2 separate regions of the Homo sapiens genome follow, and region 1 is linked to region 2. Evidence: read pairs that join two places in POLR2A ChIA-PET (ENCODE). Cell type or tissue: Caco-2. All regions are shown on one strand. Each heading gives the region's core, and the rest is flanking DNA. Links, peaks and the distances in the headings are about the cores only. Region 1 overlaps AOPEP (aminopeptidase O (putative)). Region 2 overlaps AOPEP (aminopeptidase O (putative)).

What was found. ChIA-PET counts read pairs that join two places held together with the same protein. Peaks named below come from ENCODE experiments on the same cell type or tissue, not always from the same donor. Only the 100,000 strongest peaks of a DNase experiment are listed, where the experiment ranks them.
Region 1: POLR2A ChIA-PET joins it to region 2 with 7 read pairs; 2 of 35 experiments call an interaction of 5 or more read pairs at or near these places.

The regions. Positions count from the first base shown.
Region 1 is chr9:94,794,176-94,799,551 of GRCh38, forward strand. All of the region lies in intron 4 of AOPEP (aminopeptidase O (putative)), which reads left to right. Among named protein-coding and RNA genes, the nearest start is that of MIR2278, 13 kb to the right of the region's middle. In Caco-2, for the core only: no CTCF peak of the experiment used is centred there; no DNase peak of the experiment used is centred there.
Region 2 is chr9:94,987,613-94,992,988 of GRCh38, forward strand. All of the region lies in intron 11 of AOPEP (aminopeptidase O (putative)), which reads left to right. Among named protein-coding and RNA genes, the nearest start is that of AOPEP-AS1, 45 kb to the left of the region's middle. RefSeq lists a silencer at 2,235-2,529. In Caco-2, for the core only: no CTCF peak of the experiment used is centred there; DNase peaks (open chromatin) are centred at 2,579 and 4,569.

The sequences.
Region 1 (5,376 bases), core at 142-5,141, 190 kb before region 2:
ATTTACTGGCAGCCTGTCTAGATGTTCAATGGTTTCTAGCTTTGAGAGCCAAAAGAGGGAGAAGGGGGACGCTGAGAAGGTGCACAGCACATGCATCATGCTGCACTCCCAGGATTTTATACCCGGCTCAATTGTGTCATTTTTCCTATTGACAGACAGTCACTAAGTCAGTACCTTCTGGTGGAGAAAGCCCAGGGTAATGGTAGAGATGATTAGTTACTCCTTGAAAACCAGCTAAGGTATACTCCTAATGCAGATTCCTTTTGTGTTGGTTTTATTTTGTCATGCTGCTTTTACTAGTACCACAGTAACTGTGGCAGTTGGTCTTCATCTTTCAGAGATGAAGCTATGTTCTCTCTCTTCTGATGGGCATGTATTATTGCCTGCATTTTTCCTTTTTTGGCAGAAGGGAGGTAATTTCCACTTCCTGTTCAGTAGCTTGCCTATTTTGGACTGTCTTTCCTGAGCTATATGAACATCCTAGATTGCGTATTAGATTTTACTTCTGTATTCTTGAGGGAAGAAGGGAATTGTGGGCAGAAGTGACATATTCTAGTTTCATGTGGGAACTTTAATTGCATGTGAGATCCTCCTGTGCTCTCTTTCCTGCAGTACAAAACAGAGCCTACAAAACAGAGGAGGCTTTGTTTTGTAATTTCAGGTGGTCTGAATTTCTGAGTGAGGATGACAGGTGGTCTGGAGAGTCACTTAGATCTACAGTGGACTTGGTATTAGCAAGAAGCACACTGTTTTGTGTTAAGCCACTGAAACACCAGGGTTGTTTGTTACTGCAGCATATCCTAGCCTATCCTGAATTGATACAGTAGCCATTAGTTGTTCCAAGTCAGAAACTAAGTCTTGATCTAAATATAATCTCATTTAGTCCTAAGGATAAGCCTGCAAAACAGATTGGATAGATTATTATTCCCATTTTATAGATAAGGATATTGAAGCTCAGCAACTTGTTAACATTAATGTCCCTACTAAGTAGCAATACCTGGATTTATATCCAGGCCTGACCCCAGAGAGAGGTGAGTCAGAATCTTACCTGGAGACTTTAAAAAACTGTATGTAACATTAATGCCTCACCTGGAGTCTGATCCACCTTCCCATCTGGAGAGTCACTGCCATGATTTGAGCCACCATTATTGACTGGAGTGTGTTGTGTTGGAACAGAAAACAGAAGTTGAGAGCAATGCCTTTGAGCCTGAAAGTGCCATTCTTGGTGGTTGGATATACCTCTTTGGACAAAGCCACACTTTCCTTATCTGTAGAATGAAGGCTTTGTCCATGGGTTCTCAAATTCTTGATGGTGAAGAAGTACTCTTCTCTTTTTCATCTAAGGCCTCAGCATTGATTGATTGTTAGAGGAGCTGTGCAGTTGGAAAATGTGTGCCTTTGGAAGGCTAGGGGAAGGCAAAGACAGACATTTGTTATTTTGCCTTTCTAGCCATATTCCAAAGAGATGTGGGGTTGAGGAGTGGGCAGCAGCCACTGACTCTGTGCTCTCTCCTTCCTGCTCAGAAGCAACTTAAATGGCTTCTCAGTTTTCTTGCATCCACTATTCTGAAAGGAGGAAGAAATGGTTAAATCAAATGAAGATTCTGGGAAGAGATGATGTCTAAAATTCCTGTCGGGCTTTAGGGGAAGAAGCAAGTACAACTCCTCTCTTGTCCTCCTAAATTCACCAGTTGAGGAACAGACAGAGGAGATAAAAATAAAGGTTTTATTATTGACAGAAGCTGGACTGAAGGAATACTCAGGTGCATGGTCTCAGTGGGGTTTCTGAGACTCCATTTCCAAATGAGACAAATTTACCCACCCAGTTACCAGCCCAGCTGGACTGCTGCTGTCCTCTATAACACAGATGTAGAGTCCACCTGACACATGGCAGGGGCAGGCCCAAAGTGCACCCTCTGTGTGCAAGCAGATTCAAAAGAGAAAGCCTGGAATGGCCCAGCCAGTCAGGTAAGCTGGGGAGAGGTCCGGGTGCCACTCTAGGGAAGCGCGTCTTTCCATGGAACTGTGAGGACTGGTGAATGGGGTTCCTCCCATGCCCCCTTCCATGTCCAATAAACTGTGACTGAGTTTTCCCTTCCTTTATCAATATGCTTGTCCTTCAGGAATATGCTGCTGATAAAATCATAGCTTGCATTTGCTTAGTTCTGCCCTGGCTGTGCACTTCATGTGTGCTGTCTTTAGCTGTCAGAAAGTGGCTTTGTTTTCATCCATTACATGTCTGACTGCATGCAAAGTTTGCCAGCAAAGGTGCTCTGAAGTGCCAGTCACAGTGGTGTTTTTGGTTATGTTCACATCTGGTCCCTTTTGCCTTCCCCAGCACCCGTTCTACTTCAAACCTTCCTAAGACCACCAATCAAATTCATGTAAATCCAACTTTCACAGGGGCCTGCTATACCACAGGTTTTCATTTGCCTAAAGTGCTCATCTGGGTTCCAGAAATTTGGCCAAAGTGTTGGTCACTGAACTTTTATGATCAGTGTTCATGTGGGTAAAATTATAGTAAGAACATTCCCTCTTCCAGCTCCACTTTCACACATGCTCCAGCCACTCTGGGTGAGCATTTTAGTAAATACATTGATTATAAGGCTCTCAGATAAGCTGTTGAAAGTTTATTAATTTTATTCAGCTGTAGTATAACCTTCAGCCACAGGGGAATCTTTGTGTTATGTTTCTTTAACCTCTTGAGGCCTTTGTGGGGGCCATACAGTTTAAACACGACACAGAAACTTGGATAAAGTCCAAAGGAACTTAGCAAAAATGATTAAAGGCATGGAAAATGGGCACTACAAAGAAGAAAACACATTGAGACTGATTATTTGAAAGAAGAATCTGGTGGGGAACAGGTCTTCTTTAGAGTTGTAAAGTATATGAAAAGTTGCTTTGATAGGAAGTACAGCATCTTTGAGTCGGTGCTGAATCTATGGAAGACTATTACTTTGTAAAAAGCACAGAATTGGCCAGGCGCGGTGGCTCACGCCATTAATCCCAGCAATTTGGGAGGCCAAGGCGGGCGGATCACGAGGTCGGGAGATCGAGACCATCCTGACCAACATGGTGAAACCCCGTCTCTACTAAAAATACAAAAATTAGTTGGGTGTGGTGACGTGTGCCTGTAATCCTAGCTTACAGGAGGCTGGGGCAGGAGAATTGCTTGAACCAGGGAGTCGGAGGTTGCAGTGAGCCGAGATTGCACCACTGCACTTCAGCCTGGCAATAGAGCAAGACTCCGTCTCAAAAAAAAAAAAAAAAGTACAGAATCCCCTGACCTCTTCAGAAACAAGGCGATTCTATGAAGAATGGCTTATGTGCTGAGTTATCATAGAATCATAGTGCCAGAAGAAACCTTAGAAAAGATTTTCATTTGTTTATATTTTAAGTATAATTAACATACAACAAAACGTGCAGATCTTAAGTGTTCAGCTTGATGAGTTTATGATGATTGTATACAGCCTAAACCTGATAGAGAACATTCAGTCTCCACAGTAAGTTAGTAAATTCTCTCATACCTTTTTTTTTTTTTTTTTTGAGACAGAGTCATGCTTTGTTGCCCAGGCTGGAGTGCAGTGGTGCGATCTTAGCTCACTGCAACTCTGCCTCCCAGGTTCAAGTGATTCTCCTGCCTCAGTCTCCCAAGTAGCTGGGATTACAGGCATGCACCACCACACTCGGCTAATTTTTTTGTATTTTTAGTAGAGATGGGTTTTACCGTGTTGGCTAGGCTGGTCTCAAACTCCTGACCTCAAGTGATCCACCTACCTTAGCCTCCCAAAGTGCTGGGATTACAGGCATGAGCCACCATGTCTGGCCTCTCATATCCTTTTCTAACCAATTCCTTACCTCCTCCAGCAGCCACTTTGGTGAGACTATGTTAAAGATGGGGAAAAAGAAGCCCCAGATACTGAGTTGCCTGCCTTGGTCACAAGTGAGCCAGTCTGAGAAGACAGTGAAGCCCAGGTTTCCTGATCCCTATGTGGGAACGCAGAAGTGGCTTTCCTGATGCCATTTCTGTGTCCATTTCTATGGGAGCCTTACCCTTCTCACCTGGTCAGAGCTTGATTGCCTTAAAGTCCTGCATTTTTTCCCAGGCTTTGATTACAATGGTACTAATTCACACAACTAGAATCATCTTCATCATCTGAGCTAGTGCCTTTTATGCCCAGAGAGATTCTAACTTGCCTTGTTCCTGATTGGAAAAGGATATGAGAGAACTTACCGTGGAGTCAGAATGTTGTCTATCAGGTTTAGGTTGTATACGATCACCAGAAATTCATCCGGCCAAACACTTTTGGGTGTATCTTTGGCTACCTCAGTATTCTCTAACTTTAGGGTTCTTGGCAGCAGGAAATAATCTTTTCCCATGTTATATTTAGAGAGACCATTAGAATGACCTTTTTGCAAAATTGTGCTGTGGTAGATATAATTTAAGCTTATGCCTCAGCTTTGTCCAGAAGATGCCTGCACACTCCAGTTTCTCTGTGGTTTAACACGATCTGAAAGCTTTGCAATAGAGATTATATGAACTGAAATTACTGTAGCACATTATATACCTGTGTAAATACATGAGAAAAAGATACTGTGGTGGTTAATTTAATCAGTGGCCTTTTTCACTTTGCGAGACCTTTGACCACATTCATGCACAAGCACAGTACTTGTCATTAGGTGGGCATTGCAGCCTTTTTAGTTAAATGTTCACCAACAGGCACCTTGACTCACTCTCTCCACAAAGCAAGGTTATCAATCCAGGGACTTTGGCCAGAATTAAATGTCAAGAATTATATTCTTCATGTCATCTTATTCTGACAAGTTTTTATGGGCCTCCATCCATTTTCTTACTCTCCGTTGTGGTGAAATGCCTTCAGTGCTGGAAGCTGTGTTCTATGAACCATGCTGCTAGAAGGTGAGGCTTATCTGTACCTAGCCATATTGGTCTCCTGAGCGCTGGCCTTGGGTAAGTGAAAGGTACTTCTTACATTTGGAGAGGAATTATTGTTGCATTCTGCCCATATTGGGACATGCCAGCATCTTAAGATTTTTCATTATTCACTGTGAATCAAGTGAGCACCTGTAGTTATAATTGGCTGGGTGCAGTGGCTCATGCCTATGATTCCAGCCCTTTGGGAGGCTGAGGCAGGAGGATCATTTGAAGCCAGAAGTTTGAGACCACTCTGGGTTACAAAGTGAGACCCCATCTCCAGACCCCATCTCTTAAAAAAAAAAAAAAAAGGCTGGATGTGGCATGGCAACATGCCTGTAGTCCTAGCTACTCAGGAGGCTGAGGTAGGAGGATTGCTTGAGCCCAGGACTTGGAGGCTACAGTGAGCTATGACCCTGCCACTGCAGTCCAGCCTGGGCAAC
Region 2 (5,376 bases), core at 142-5,141:
GCCCCTGCAACAATCTAACCAAGGTTGTTCTGCTCCTGAATAATAGAGGGATGAATGCATTTTAAATACTGATAAAATATACTGGGTGAACGCATTTTGATTGTGATTTGGGGTTGTAATCTTTTCCCTTTCTGTTTTTCTTGTTGGGGACATGTTTAATTCTTGCTTGTTTTACATAGAGGGCAGGATCTGTGAGGGGGAATGGTTAGTGGGGCAGGACCCAGCCAGATTACACAGGGACTTGAATGTGATGCTAGAGAGTTCCTGCAGATTGAGTAGCCACTGATGCTTGTGCAAGGAGTGACAGGACTTGAGCAGCATGTTTAGATAAACATGGTCAGGTGGGTCAGCAGCCTTGCCTGGAAAGACAGCTCCCCGGGTAAAAAGCCATGCTTTTCCCCTCTGTGCAGGGAAGAGGTAGTCTAGTGGAGGGTGTGGAACAGCTAGACTGACTTTAGCTCCTTGGTTTCTGACTGAACTTTCAGGTCCAGAAGCTCTTCATTTACATGGATACTTCTAAAAACAGCATTAAGTATCTAGATAACCAATGGTGTCTGTCTATCCAGAGAGGACATGCAGTGGGCTGAGGAACGCCTATATCCATGGGAATGAGTAGGAAGCCACAAGAAACAAGCACAGATCAATGTGATGCAGCTGATGCACCCAAATCCTACTCACGACGGGGAAGGACGTTGGGAAGTCGGCAGGGAGAGTCGATTGCCCACAGCTTTCACAATCTCGGATTAGACGTACATTTTTTCAGTGAGCACAGAGGAAGGCATATGAGGATGGCTTTCTCATTAGGGATAAAGGGCATTTGAGACATTTTTCCTGTAAAAAGAATAAGAATTCTGAACTGGCTCAGATGCAAACAGACACATTGAAAGTATGACACCGTAGAGAGAAAGCTAATATTTGCTAGGTATATGAAGGATAACCCAGTCCTGCCTTCGAACATCGAAGGATAACCAGAAGGAAAAGGAAGCAGAGGCCACTAGCATTTAAAAAATGCAGCTAATGGAGACAGTTGGTAGTGGCCCATGTACGTGTGGGTTTTAATAATAGGATCAAGCTGGGTTCTTGCTGGAAGTCTAGCTCTGCAGGCTTGAGTTGAAGGCGCTCAGGGAGACCTGGTCATCAGAATCATGTAGGAGGCGGATTAAAACTGCAGATCCCGGAGCCAGCCCAAACCTGCTACTGAGTCAGCATCTCCATAGGTACGGCTGGAACTGGTCAACATAATCCGTAATTATCTCATATTCTGAAATATATTCTATCAAAATAAGTTTCTTTTCCTTTCTTTTTTTTTTTTTTTAGACAAAGTCTCGGTCTGTCGCCCAGGCTGAAGTGCAGTGGCGCAATCTTGACTCACTGCAATCTCCGCCTCCTGGGTTCAAGCAATTCTCCTGCCTCAGCGGGGGCAAACTCTCAGGTAGCTGGGATTACAGGTGCACGACACCACACTCAGCTAATTTTTTTATTTTTTGTTTGTTTGTTTGTTTGTTTTGAGACAGAGTCTTGCTCTGTCACCCAGGCTGGAGTGCAGTGGCATGATCTCTGCTCACTGCAAGCTCTGCCTCCCGGGTTCATGCCATTCTCCCACCTCAGCCTCCCGAGTAGCTGAGACTACAGGTGCCCGCCACCTCATCTGGCTAATTATTTTGTATTTTTAGTAGAGACGGGGTTTCACTGTGTTAGCGAGGATGGTCTTGATCTCCTGACCTCGAGATCCGCCCACCTTGGCCTCCCAAAGTGCTAGGATTACAGGTGTGGGCCACCGCGCCCAGCTAATTTTTGTATTTTTAGTAGAGACGGGCTTTCACCATGTTGGCCAGGATGGTCTCGATCTCCTAACCTCGTGATTTGCCTTCCTTGGCCTCCCAAGGTGCTGGGATTACAGGCATGAGCCACTGTGCCTGGCCAAGAAGCTTCTTTTCTAAGTACAACCTAAACCCTTAGAATCCTTCATTTTTATACCCTTCCTGAGTAACCCAAACTTTTTTTTTTTTTTTTTTTTGAGACAGAGTCTTGCTCTCTTGCCCAGGCTGGAGTGCAGTGGCGTGATCTCAGCTCACTGCAACCTCCACCTCCACGAATCAAGAGATTCTCCTGCCTCAGCCTCCTGAGTAGCTGGGATTACAGACACTAGCCACCATACTCGGCTAATTTTTGTATTTTTATAGCGACAGGGTTTCACCATATTGGCCAGGCTGGTCTCAAACTCCTGACCTTGTGATCCGCCCGCCTCGGCCTCCCAAAGTGCTGGGATTACAGGCATGAGCCACTGCGCCCGGCCAAGTAACCCAAACATTTGGCTTTGTGGTTTAGTTTATTAGTTCAAGCAGTTTGCCAAACATTGCGCTGGGTGGTTTGCATATAAAGCCGAAAGGGCACAGACCCTGCCCATGAGCTCATGGTTTGTGGAAGCATCTGCAAACCAACCTTTGCCCAACAGGTCTCCACCCCAGAGTTTGAGACCTGCGAAGAACTGTAGAGGTTGATGTCTTGTGTTTGCCATGTTCCGCTGGGAGGCTAAATCTGTAAGAAAACAAATACGCTTGGAGGGAGGAGACTGCCCTTAAGCCCCACTCAATCACAAGTCAGCTGGCCCATTGTGCAAAGGAGCCAGCATGACTGTCCTCAAGGTGTAGTCTGGTGAGCCATATTTGGACACATGGGCAGTACCTGTCTTTCAGGCTTTCAAGTATTGGCCCACAGAAAGAGTCACTGAAGGAAGGACTACTGCATCCCTAATAATGAGCGGACCTGTAATAGGATTTCACTGCAGTGCTGCCTTATTTTGTAGAGAAACCTTTTTAGAAAGAAAGAGCAATGCAAACTCAAAGAACTAGGACAAAGATAGCAGCTCTAGAGTGTAAACCTTGTATCAATAGAAAAACAACTGATTCTGCTTTTTAAGAAAAACTGCCCCCATTTTCTCTTTTATTAGGCTAAAGACATACTCTGGTAGACTCTTCGTCAAAAGCAGATTATTTAATTTAATTAATTAATTAATTAATTAATTAATTTCTGAGGTGGAGTTTCACTGTCGCCCAGGCTGGAGTGCACTGGCGTGATCTCGGCTCACTGCAACCTCCTCCTCCTCCTAGGTTCAAGCCATTCTCCTGCCTCAGCCTCCCAAGTAGCTGGACTACAGGTCTGTGCCACCATGCCTGGCTAATTTTTTGTATTTTTAGTAGAGACAGGGTTTCACCATGTTGGCCAGGCTGGTCTCGAACTCCTGACCTCAGGTGATCCTCCTGCCTCAGCCCCCCAAAGTGCTGGGATTATAGGCATGAGCCACCGCGCCTGGCCAAAAGCAGATTATTTTATATTGACATTGCACTCTTCCCACACCTGGAAGGTAAAGCCCGGCAAAGCAGTAGTTGAGTGAGTTGTGCACATGGCTGCATACACAAGCATGACCCCTTGGCTGTTTGACATCGCACAGCATCATGGCACATGCTGATAGAAGATCAACACCCAGGGCTTTTTAGGCTGCTGCCCCCACTGTGGCCCTGCACAATGCTCACAGTGGCTTGTCCCAGCTCTTGCAGCCAGAGCACCCTGCTGACCGGGAAAGCCATCAGGAGCACCTGGCTACTTTTACAGTCAGGGCTTTTTTTCCTTCTCTTTTGTGGAAGCCATTATGTGGTACCAAATAGGTATACATTTAATACCTGCATGGTATTTCTCCTGTGTGGCCTCTGCTGCTTCATGGTTAAATATTAGTTTTTTCTGGTATTGTGCAACTTTGAGCTTGCTGTAGAATCACAGGCTACAGATGAGTCTTAGAGTGCAGTGCGTCTTCTTCTTACTGGGGGAGCGGAGCCCCAGGAGAAGTGTAGTATCTGCCCAAGCTCGCAGCACTAGTTAGTGGCAGAGCTATGGCTTGAGTACAGGATTCTAAGTCTTCAGCCCATCAGACTAAAGCATTTTGTAATTTGGGTCCCATCTTTGCCTTAGTTTCTACGAAGACCTATGAGTAGATAATAAAGGAGTATGGCAGAGGGCCCTGAGAAGTGATGATTTTTCATTAATGACTCCTCTTTTTCTTGAAGCTGTTTGTTCCTATTCTTTCACAGATGCAGGATATGGACCTCACTTTCCAGAGCTTTTCACAAATATGTGTCATGGATATACATGCCCCTCTTCCACTAGATATTTCTAAACGGTAGCCCTATGTATCTAGATGGAATATTTTGCATAGGAAATACTGGGCTCCATTGCATCAAAAAGCTGGTATATTTTTTGGTGTGAGTGAATGTGATTGTATATAGAGATTAGTTTAGGTCTTTGCATTTGGAAAGATACAGCCATTCCTCACTTGAGATGGAAACTAAATTACATAATACCAGGCCACCCAAACAAACAAACGAATGGGAAAAAGTAAATGGTTAAACAAAAAGTGTATCTTGATGTACATTTTTCATATCCTCTTATTTGCTTTCACAAGCACACTTCCAACCAGAGTCCCTGTCTTTTGCCCTGAAGCTGACCCAGAGCAGAAGACTGTCAGAGAGCACAAAGGTGGTGGCCAGCCAACAAGTGTCTCACAGGTCAGGGTAACTGTCAATGATTGTTGAACTGCACAGATCCCAGTGTGTGTTTAAAAAGGCCAGCGTTCTTGTCACACATCTCTGGATGGCAGCTGTCTACTTTTCACTGGTGCTTGGTAAGGAGTCTGTTGCAATCATTCAGCAAAAGACCCTGTTCTTCCAGGTCAGTCCTCCAGCTTGGGCCTTTACGACCCCAGTATTTTCTGCTTCTGATCCTGTCGAGTTACAGCCACCACCGTCACACTGTAAGTGGGCTCCAAACAGTTTGGTGCATAACATGCAAGACAGCGTTACTTTAAAGTTAATCAGCAAGATTGGAGGCTGGGTAGAGGAGGAAAGTCGGTTTGTTATGTCCAAATCCATGTTTTTTTCACAGAGTTCTTTATTATGAAGTTTTGTTCAGCAAGGCTAGTCCTATAGTGGATGAAGACGTCAGTGAATCCATTAAATACCAGCTTTGGAGTCAGCTCTACCACCTCGAAGCCGTGTAGCAGTGGGCGAGCCACTTGCCCTCTCTGAGGCTCACTGCCTCTTTGGGGGTAAGGGGAGCTGGCCTGGGTGAAGGCACTCTGGGCTGCGTCCGGTGCCGTGCTGAGGCCTGCAATGCAGGTGTACCTGGTCGCATCTGAGAGGAGAAAAGTTGGGATTTACTTTCATGTGTCTTTCCTTCTGTCCTTGGAACCTGTAGAATTGCCCTCAGACTTAAAAGTTGCCCTTAGCTTGGACTGGTATTGGGAGAGTTTTTTAAATATACTTTGTCCTGTATGGTGTTTTACAAAGTTACACTATCTGGGAACCCTGTTTCTTCATTTCTTTT